3 separate regions of the Homo sapiens genome follow, and regions 1 and 2 are each linked to region 3. The links are chromatin contacts, found by Hi-C in ENCODE. All regions are on one chromosome and are shown on one strand. The core of a region is the stretch at or near the end of the contact, and the rest is flanking DNA. Distances in the headings are between cores, read along the strand shown. Region 1 holds the start of EIPR1 (EARP complex and GARP complex interacting protein 1). Region 2 holds the start of RNASEH1-DT (RNASEH1 divergent transcript). Region 3 holds the start of CMPK2 (cytidine/uridine monophosphate kinase 2).

What was found. A loop is a pair of places that touch in the nucleus more often than their neighbours do. Pooled maps may share reads with other maps.
Region 1: a loop to region 3 is called in a pooled map, with 6 times the contacts of the local background. The contact joins the promoter of EIPR1 here to the promoter of CMPK2 in region 3. A Hi-C loop is called at or near these places in 11 of 50 pooled maps.
Region 2: a pooled map shows a loop between it and region 3 (9-fold over the local background). The contact joins the promoter of RNASEH1-DT here to the promoter of CMPK2 in region 3. A Hi-C loop is called at or near these places in 3 of 37 single-sample maps with no recorded cell type and 7 of 50 pooled maps.

What each region holds. Positions count from the first base shown.
Region 1 is chr2:3,376,043-3,379,306 of GRCh38, forward strand. It overlaps EIPR1 (EARP complex and GARP complex interacting protein 1), which reads right to left and starts at 1,776. Exons shown (of 9, transcript NM_003310.5): 1 at 1,606-1,776. The coding sequence starts at 1,647. RefSeq lists enhancers at 1,280-1,559, 1,580-1,759, 1,780-1,829, 2,101-2,617, 2,618-3,134 and a silencer at 2,000-2,059.
Region 2 is chr2:3,556,994-3,560,451 of GRCh38, forward strand. RNASEH1-DT (RNASEH1 divergent transcript) reads left to right here and starts at 1,393. Exons shown (of 3, transcript NR_038429.1): 1 at 1,393-2,005; 2 at 2,455-2,736. RNASEH1 (ribonuclease H1) reads right to left here and starts at 1,340. Exons shown (of 8, transcript NM_002936.6): 1 at 1,140-1,340. The coding sequence starts at 1,267. RefSeq lists silencers at 1,002-1,101, 1,472-1,791 and enhancers at 1,192-1,441, 3,106-3,458.
Region 3 is chr2:6,864,580-6,867,736 of GRCh38, forward strand. It overlaps CMPK2 (cytidine/uridine monophosphate kinase 2), which reads right to left and starts at 1,328. Exons shown (of 5, transcript NM_207315.4): 1 at 443-1,328. The coding sequence starts at 1,117. It also overlaps a transcript of RSAD2 not described here. RefSeq lists silencers at 639-1,078, 1,319-1,588 and an enhancer at 1,099-1,318.

The DNA.
Region 1 (3,264 bases), core at 526-3,025, 3.5 Mb before region 3:
GGAGGGCAGATCACTTGAGCTCAGGAGTGTGAGACCAGCCTGGGCAACATGGCGAAACCCCATTTCTACAAAGGAAAAAAAAGGAATTTTCTCTCATTATAACAATTAGAACAACAATTATTGAACACACTATGCACCAGGCACTGTTCTACGTGATTCAATTAAGTGTATTAACTCATTTAATTTCATAACAGCCATGAGGTGGGGGGGAGGGAGATGCATATTTTATTGGCAAGGAAACCGAGGCCCAAGGTCACATAGTTAATAAGTGCTAGAGGCAGGATTTAAAACTTAGGTGTCTGGGTGGCATATGTTATTCTACTAACACTGCTGCCTCTCTGACTGTAACCTACTTAAAAACAGACATTGGCCAGGTGCGGTGGCTCACGCCTGTAATCCCAACACTTTGGGAGGCTGAGGCAGGCAGATCACAAGGTCAGGAGTTCAAAACCAGCCAGGCCAAGATGGTGAAACCCCGTATCTACTAAAAATACAAAAATTAGTCGGGCGTGGTGGCGGGTGCCTGTAATCCCAGCTACTTGGGAGGTTGAGGCAGGAGAATCACTTAAACCCGGGAGGCGGAGGTTGCAGTGAGCCGAGGTCACGCCACTGCACTCTAGCCTGGGCAACGGAGCAAGACTCCATCTCAAAAAAAAAAAAAAAAAGCAGACATCATTTATATCTTTAACACATACTGCTGCACAAAATTATGTATCAAGTATTTCATATGGCAGTGAACTGTGTTTCTATCTCTCTATCTGTCCCTCAGTGCTTTAGGCATAACACATTCTCAAAAGCTACTTGAATAGATGAAAACCAGGACAGGGCTCTAACAGGCCCTACACAATCCTCATCTTCCTCCCCCGCTCATCTCATCCCCTACCTCATTCCCCCTGACGCATTTACTCTATCCACGGCAGCTTTCTTGCTGTCCTGAACTACCATGTGCATTGCTTATGCTCTGGGGGCTCATTCGGTTCATAGTCATTTGTTGAACACCTACTATGTGACAGTCATGAAAAGGCACTGGAAAATACAAGGTAAAAAACTAGTGTGAAAACAGTTGAATCCGAAGACAGTCTGTGGTTTACTGAATATTAGTGTACCAATGTTAATTTCTAAGCTGTGATAAATGTACGATGGTTATGTAAAGTGTTAACATTAAGGGAAGCTGGGTGGAGGGTAAAGAAGAACTTTCTATGTATTTTTACAACTCTTCTAAATACTTTAAATTGTTTCAAAATCAAACATTTTTATTTTAAACAACATACAGTTCCTACCTTCAGGAACTCAAATTCTAGAGGAAAAGGTGGGCGTGTAAATAAATGAGTCCACCAAAGTGAGTGATAACTTCCAGGTCAGAAGTCATGTTCGGGACAGGATGTGAAGGGGAAGGAGGCAGGCCGGCTGTGGCCAACCCTGTTATCCAGTACAACCGTTTAACCTCCTAAAGCCTCAGTTTACTTCTCTGCAAAATGGGAACTAGGGAACAGACACGGGTCCTTGCAGGGCTGGTGGGAGATCTGCAAACCGAAGTCACCATGGGACCGCGCATGCTATCAACAGCCAGGCCGAGCAGCACCTGCCGCCCTCCCAGTGACCCACCTGGAACTCCAGCCCGTAGATCACTGGTGCATCGTCCTCCATGCTGCGGGGAAGCGACCCGACCCCGGCCACTCACACGCTAAGGACCTCGCTACGGCCGGCGCGTCCCCACCTCGCGGGCGTGTTCCCAGCGCCCATTCATTCCCTCCCCGCAGCAAACGACTCCAAACTGGAAGTCTTTCTGGCCCAGAACAGCTTCCGTAGTGGCCACTTCCTATTTTTCGGATGTGTCATCAATCTGTTCCTCACCAGCGACCAATGGCAGCGGCGCTGGCTTGTGCGCATGGCCACTTGGGCTCACATCCGGGCTCTCAGCGCGGGGACTCCTGGAGGTGAGAACCCGGCCCAGAGGAAATAAGTTGGTGGGCGGAGCGGGCCGCGGAGGCCGGCTGTGGGTGGAGGCCGGCTCCGAGCGCAGGCCGTCGGGAGCAAGCGGCGATTAGCCTTAGCTAGCCATCGCATCTAAGAATCGCTCACGCCGTAGTTGGGCGCCGCCATGTATTGTCATTTGTATGTACTTGGCGTTCCTGAGCGCTGGGCCAGCGCTTCACACGCACTGCCATAAGGAGCTTCATCCAACCCTATGAATAAGCTGTTACACTTCCATTTTACCGATGAGACGCTGCAAAGTTGAGTAACACAGTCGCAGCGCTCATTGGTCCATTGGGTAGCCAGGATGGGCACCTGAGCTGACTCCCTTAGGTTCGGCCCAAGGTGCCCTAAGTCAGGGCCATGCCTAATGCATTTCTGCAGGTGCCCAGCACTGTGTGGCAAAGAAAGCACTACCAAGGATGGGGTTATGAAAGCCGGCACCGCACCACTGGTGGTCCTGGACTGCATATGCCTCCGAATGGGAGTCGGAAGGGAAGGCCCTGGGGTTCCTAGAGGTCTCCAAAGACTAAAGACTTGTGGTGGAGAGACTGCCCCTCTTTCGCATCCTGCTCAAAGTGCCTGCCCTGGCCTTGGGCCAGCAGAAATGGCATCGCAAGGACTCCAAAATACATCATAGCTGAACCACGCCGCTAGCCTGGTTCCACCGGGGCTTCCAGGACCACGCACCTTTCCTCCATTTCTGTGATTAGCTTTCCCCTCTACCCTTTATTGATCTCCGTGACGGAAATGGTTGGGTCTCGTTTTGCTCAGTTGGGCAAGGCGCGTGGTATTGAGTTAAGGCTGGATGAGTATCTGTTGAGTGTATGAAATTTTAGAGATTACATGAGAAATCAAATGAGCAGGCCGGGCGCGGTGGCTCACGCTTGTAACCCCAGCATTTTGGGAGGCTGAGGAGGGTGGATCACAAGGTCAGTTCGAGACCTGCCTGGCCAACACAGTGAAACCCCGTCTCTACTAAAAATACGAAACTTAGCCCAGCGTGGTGGCACGCGCCTGTAATCCCAGCTACTCGGGAGGCTGAGGCAGGAGAATCGCTTGAACCCGGGAGGCGGAGGTTGCAGTGAACCGAGATCGCGCCACTGCACTCCAGCCTGGGCGACAGAGCCAGAGTCGGTCAAAAAAAAAGAAAAGAAAAGAAAGAAATCAAGTAAGCAAAAACAAGAAAGAAAGAAATCAAGTAAGCAATGGCCCAGACATGAGAATCATCCTATTCAACCACTCTGTTTGCCGATATTAACTTGCGGAGCTAAGAGGGCCTTCATACTT
Region 2 (3,458 bases), core at 143-2,642, 3.3 Mb before region 3:
CCCTTGGTATCTGAGGGAGACTGATTCCAGGAAGTCCTCCACCCCATCACAGATACCAACATCAGAGGATGCTTAAGTCCTTTGCATAAAATGGTGTATTTGCAAATAACCCACACACATCTTCTTGCATGCTTTAAATCATCTCTAGTTTATAATACCTAATACAATCTATATAGTTGTATTGTCTTTTTATGCGTATTTTAAAACTGTATTCTATTTTAATTTTTTCCAAATATTTTTGATCTATGGTTAGCTGAAACTGAGGATGCAAACTGGATATAGAGGACCAATTTTTGCGTGAAAAGGGCAGAGTCGCACCTTATAGTTTTATCCTGCACGTCAGACTCTACACCTGTGTTCTACTGTATGCCAGCCAGCCAGCACACCAGCACCATAAGGCTTTCGTCAAACTCAAAGCATAACAAAATACTGCGGTCTTTGAAAAAAATATTAACCATTTCTTTACAACAAAAAGGTCAACTTCTGAGATGCTTCTTCCTCAATACTGTAGCTGCCGTGCATGGGGAAACACAGGTAACGAACTTTGGTATCTTGTAGTGGGAAGAGTTCTGGTGGTACAGTCAGAACAGCTGGGCTCAAGTCCTTTCTCTGTCAGTTACATGCCCTGGGAACTTCCTGACCCCAAGAACTATACCTGAAAGTGAGAATAATCCCTCTCACCTCCAAGGGTTGTTACAAGGATCCAACTGCAAATACTGGCTTATTAGAATTTGCCTTTTTTAAAAGGGAAGATTAGGTACTGAGTTCCAATCCCAATTTAGCTGGTACGGAAAGTCTTCTGGTAACGGGGGTTCGTTCTGATTACGTGTCACTTTTTGTTGCACTTTAACTGCAACAAAGATGGAGGATTAAACACAGGGTTTATTAGGCCACCCCTAACCTTTACGCGACGTTTCTGATATTTCAAACAAGTCTTCGGTGCGTTCCAGTCCCAGGCCATGAGCCTCCTGGAACCCCGCCGGCCGAGCAGGAAAACGAGGCGGTCCCCCGACCACCCACAGCCACAGCGCGCGGCACAGACTCGGACCGCCAGGCTCCCGCCGCCGGGGTTAGCCGGGCTCCGGCCTCCCTCGACCCCGATGCCGGCAGGGAGGCGCCTCGGCGGGCGGGCCACTCACCAGGTCAGAAAGACCCCGGTCTTGCGGCCCCTCCTCACGGCATAGAACATCCCGAACCCGCGAGAGCCGCGGCGGCAGGGCAAGGCGGCCAAGGCGACTCTGTGGGCCAGGAACAGAAGCCAGCTCATCGCTCACTCCCGGCACCGGGAAGCATTTCGACTCCCGGCCCAGCGTGGGCGCGAGCCGCCGGCGCTCAACACCGCACTTCCGTCACCGGCGCGGGAAGATGACGCACGTCTGGGCGGAGTCCTGATGAGGGCCGGGGCCTAGGGAGGGGCGGTGTCGTAGGGCGGAGCCCGGAGCTCGGCCCCTGACGAGCCCGAACTCGTCAACTTCCTGTCGGTACTTGAAGAAGCGGAGCCAGGGCTGAGATCCCGAAGGCGGGCGAGGTCTGGGATGGGGCGGGGCCTATGGGAGCGGGGCTGAAGCCCTGGGCCCGGCAGAGGAAGGTCGAGATGGACCATGTTGGGCCCCTTCTCTCCCCGCCCCCAGGCCGCAGTTCGGGGGCCACGCCCCGGCGTGCTCGGGTCACCGCGGGAAGCCCTTGAACCCCCTGGCGCCCGGCACCCACGTGCGGTAACCGCGGCTCCTCGAGAGCTCCAGGGATGCGGATCTACAGTAAGGGCTGTGGCCAGATGAATGAATGCACATTTTTTAGTGGGCAGAAAGATGTTAGAATTCATGAATTAGAATAAGCACAAAGGAGGGCGAGAGGGGAGGCCGTGGAAGCCGCATTCCTCCCCTTGCCTTGGGCGCCCACCCCCGAAGGGGCGCGTCCCCTCCCTGCTCCACTGCACGTGGGTGTTTAACCAGGGGATATCCAGTGCCTCAAGCACCACGACCCGGGAGAAAACTGAGTTGAGAAGGTAACTTTTAGAATTCTCCCCATTTGACCTTTTGCTCTGTAAGCAAATCAAGTAATTTTAAAAGTGTTCATGGGTTGGAGGGGCGTGGTGGCTTACGCCTGTAATCTCAGCACTTTGGGAGGCCAAGGCGGGTGGATCACCAGGTCAGGAGATCGAGACCATCCTGGCCAATATGATGAAACCCTGTCTCTACTAAAAATACAAAAATTAGCCGGGCGTGGTCGCCTGCGCCTGTAATCCCAGCTACTCAGGAGGCTGAAGCAGGAGAGGCGCTCGAACTCGAGAGGTGGAGGTTGCATCTGGGCGACAGAGCGTGATTCCGTCTCAAAAAAAAAAAAAAAGTCTCCATTGGCAAACATTGTTATTCGAATTATTTTTAAACCACTTTTCTTTAATTTTCTTAAGGTCTTCTAACAAGCCTTTTGCACACCTGCCATGTATTTTGTCAGGCCTTGGGGATGAAGGTGAGAAATTCGAGAATCCCCGGAGATAACACATCAGCAAATAGTGCGCAGGCAGAACAAGCTGTTGGAGGTGAGAGACACAGAGCAGAGAAGCACCCGCACCTGGAGAGTCAGGAGGGCCTCACATCAGAACGCCTGAGCAAATACAGTTTTGAAGGATACTAATTTTTTAAAAAGTTCATTCACATGAGTTAGACAAAGAGAAAGAAGCAGGACATTCTAGGAAGAAGGAACGGCCCAGGCAAAAGCGACGCGTACATTGGCGTGGTAAGTTGTGTTCCTCTGTGAAATCGAAGAACATCTTTTTTTTTTTTTTTTTTTTTTTTTAAACAGAGTCTTGCTGTGTCGCCCAGGCTGGAGTGCAGTGGCACGATGCACGATTGGGGCTCACTGCAACCTCCACCTCCCGGGTTCAAGCATTTCTCCTGCCTCAGCCTCCCAAGTAGCTGGGATTACAGGCGCCCGCCATCACGCCTGGCTAATTTTTATGTATTTTTAGTAGAAACAGAGTTTCACCATGTTGGCCCGGCTGGTTGCGAACTCCTGACCTCAAGTGATCCGCCTGCCTCAGCCTCCCAAAGTGCTAGGATTACAGGCATTAGCCACTGTGCCTGGCCAAAGAACATCAATTTTAAACATTTCAGCTTTCCTAATTTTAATTTAAATTGGCCATAGCTTTCATTCCTCATTCCTACCTATTGCACTTCAAGACGGATTCTTATTTTAAAATAAAAAGACACACACAGCTGTCCCTAAAGTCCATTTATGACTGATCATCCTACCCTTGTGTAGATATCTGAGGAAGCCCAGAGATGCCCGGGAAGGCTCTCAGGATGACCTGACAGCTGCCCCCACCTCGTCAGCATATCTGAGGGTTGACCTACCAAGGGCTTGCTTTTCTGTGCCCACTGGCTGGTCCTGTATCACAAGGACTCATCTTCCCTGAGAAGTCCTAGGTTGGAATTACCTGAGGACGCTTGCAGGATCAT
Region 3 (3,157 bases), core at 78-2,577:
ACAAGGTTCATGGCCAGTCGGTAGGTAAACACTATTTAAGTCTAAATTTCTTAAACCCCCTAAACTCATGCATTTTCTTTTTCACCCCAAGATCCTTGAATGGTGATCATCAGCAAATAAAATTACTTCCCAGCTGACATTATTTTCCCTCACTCCCGGCAGCCCCTTTACTCCCTCTGTACTGCTGTTGGGATGCTTTTACAGCAAGCATCGCGTGGCTTGGTGTAGGTCTATGTTCCACGTCAGGTTGGAAGATCCTTGCAAACAAGAATCTTAAAAGAGTTGCCTGGCATACAGGACACCTTCCCTACCTGATTTGTGAACGGAAATAAACAAACCACCCAGGCAAGAACCGGCTCTACAGACCAGCCTCTTGGTCCAGTTCTCTGGTCTGAAGGGTTCAGATGCCACGCTGGGAGCTGGAAGCGGACAGAACTCTTACCTCCTCCAAAACGGCCCGGGCGGCTTCCCGGTCCGGGAAGACCACGGAACTGGGCAAGTCTGGCACCACCGGGTGCAGCGGGGGCTCCGGGACGGGCACGACCTGTGCGCAGCCCACCTGCAGCCGCCTGCCGTCTTGCACCTCCCAGAGGCGCTGCCACAGCTGGCCGCGCGGGTCGGCCTCGAACTCGCCCAAGTGCGGGCGTGGTGCCTCCTGACAGGCGCCCAGCAGCTCGAGCAGCGCTTGCCGGGTGTCAGGGTCATCCAGGGGGTCGCGCAGCAGGAAGCCTTGCTGTGCGCCGCCGGCCTGGCCGCCCGGGCAGTAGCAGAGCAGCCTGAGCAGCTGGCACCGCTGGAAGGGGCCGCGGCGCAGCTGGTGCAGCAGGCGCTGGTGCAGCCGCGCCGCCCGGACCCGGGCCCCGCAGCCGGCGTCCGGGGTCACGGGCACGCACAGCGAGTAGCTGCGCTCCGGGGGCCCCAGCAGCGCCGCCAGGCGGGGGTCGGGGGCGTCTGCGTCGCCGGGGGCGTCGGCGCCTAGGGCGAAGTGAGCCAGGGTGCAGTCGGGAAGCTCCAGGACGAAGCGGCGCGGCGGAGCCATGGCCCCAGCGCAGACCCCGCGCCGCCCGAGCAGCGGCCCCGACAGTGGCCCGCGCAGGAGCCGGCGGGCGAAGGCCATGGGCGCCTCAGCGACGCCGCCCTCGGCCCCGCCTCGGAAACGAAACCTGGCGGGAGCCAGGCGCCGGCGGGAAACGAAACCCGGAGGGAGCCAGGCGCCAGCGGGAAACGAAAGCGAAGCGTTGCGGGGAAACGAAAGCCGGAGGCCCAGGCGGGGCAGGAGCCCTGGGGCTGGGGCGCCCTTCCGGCCTCTCCTCCTCGCCGCGAGATGTGCGCGATAAACGGCCGGCGCTCGGGAGCAGACGCTTGGCCCCGGGGCCCCAGGTGCGCGGCTCCGCGGGCCTGCGCGGTCCCCAGGCGCCGGCTCCCGGGGCTGACACCGAATGAGGCCCCGCGCCGTCGGCCCCAAGGTAGCTCCGTGTGCGTTCTGCGGGTGGCTGGCGGCCCCGACCCTGGTTTGAGTTCCTCCTCTGCGGCTTATGCCGGGTGCATGGAGGGGGGCGGGGGTGCACGCGCGAGGGACAGAGAAGTCCCTTCCCGGTGTAACGGGCTCTTCAACGCCCACTTGCAGGCGCACTACTGCCCTTGGATGACTGACCAGGCCCTGCAGACCATGGGCTCCCTCCCCGACCTCAACTCCTAGCTCTGACCACGCGTCCCCGCCCCTCTAATCCTGCAGAGCTGCTTTCCTGCGGGAACAGGGCGCAGTTCTGGCTCTTCCCTCTCCTGTATCTTATCTCACCTGTGCACTCACTCACCTGTGCACACACTCACCTTTGCACACACTCACCTGTGCACAAGCTTTTCCCTCTTCTTGGAATTGCCCTCTCCCTTTTGCTGACTCTCCAACTGGGAAGTGTCGCCCAGATTGGCACCTCGAAATCGCCTTTCTTCCACCAAATTGAAGTTTCCTGCACTAAGGTGAAGTGTGTCAGGATAGCACCCTCTGCCTGCCACAGTCCAGCATCAGCACTGTTGCTGCCTAACAGTGTAACTGCCTAACAGTGTAACAGTGTTTGCGCAGTTATTTGGATATTTTATTCTGTGTTTACTCATTAACTGATGCCTTTTAAAAATGATGTCAAGCAAACCAAAAACAAACAAAAAGATAATATTCTCCAGGGAAACTCTCTCAAAAAAATAGAATTGAGACGAAGATTGAAAACATTAGATGAGCTGAAAGCAGTTTTTTTTTTATGTCTTAATAGTATTGGACTTAAACTTGGGATTATATTTAATTCTGAAAAAAAAAGTCTTAACAAACGTGAAATATAGATAGGTGGTTGGAGTGTGGGTTAATAGGCTAAGAAGAAAGAAGAATTAGGAGTTTAAAATTTTTTAGCTCTTTGAGAATAGAATAGTTTTTATTCTTTCTCAGGAATTTCACTTTTGGACATTTAGCATGTACCGGTGGTTTCACGTGTATGTAGTATATGGAAGTAAGAGTCTTCTAGTTACTCCCTTTTCTTCTCTAAGACAGTACTGCATCCTCAAGCCTGCTTGACCTTTTCCCTATGCCATCCACCTCTCTGGATGTATTAGTCTATCCTGGCTGCCATAACAAAATACCACGGACTGGGCCGCCTAAACAATAGAAAATTTGTTTTCTCAAAGTTCAGGTGGCCAGAGAAGCTGGAGATCAAGTTGCCAGCAGGGTTTGCTTTTTCTGAGGCCTCTCTTTCTAGCGTGCAGACCGCCTCCTTCTCTCTGTGTTCTCACGGGACCTTTCCTTTGTGCTTGCATCCTTGGCGTCTCCTTGAAGTTCCAAATTTCCTCTTCTGGGAAGGACACCAGTCAGATTGGGTTAGGGCCCATCATAATGTTCTCATTTTAATGTAATCACCTATTGAAAGCCTTATTTTGAAATACAGTCATACTGTGAGGCACTGGGGGCTAGGCCTGAGCATGAATTTTGGGGGACATGATATAGCCTATAACCCCCCACATATCTGGGTTAGTAGCCTCTCCTGTGTCCCCCACCAAGGCTATTTGTATCCTCGGACCTTGACACTCCACAGTCACGTGCCAGTCTATTTCCCACCACTGAGCACCTTGAGGGTAAGTAGGAAGACCAGCTTCTTCCTAACTTTTCTCTGAGCCT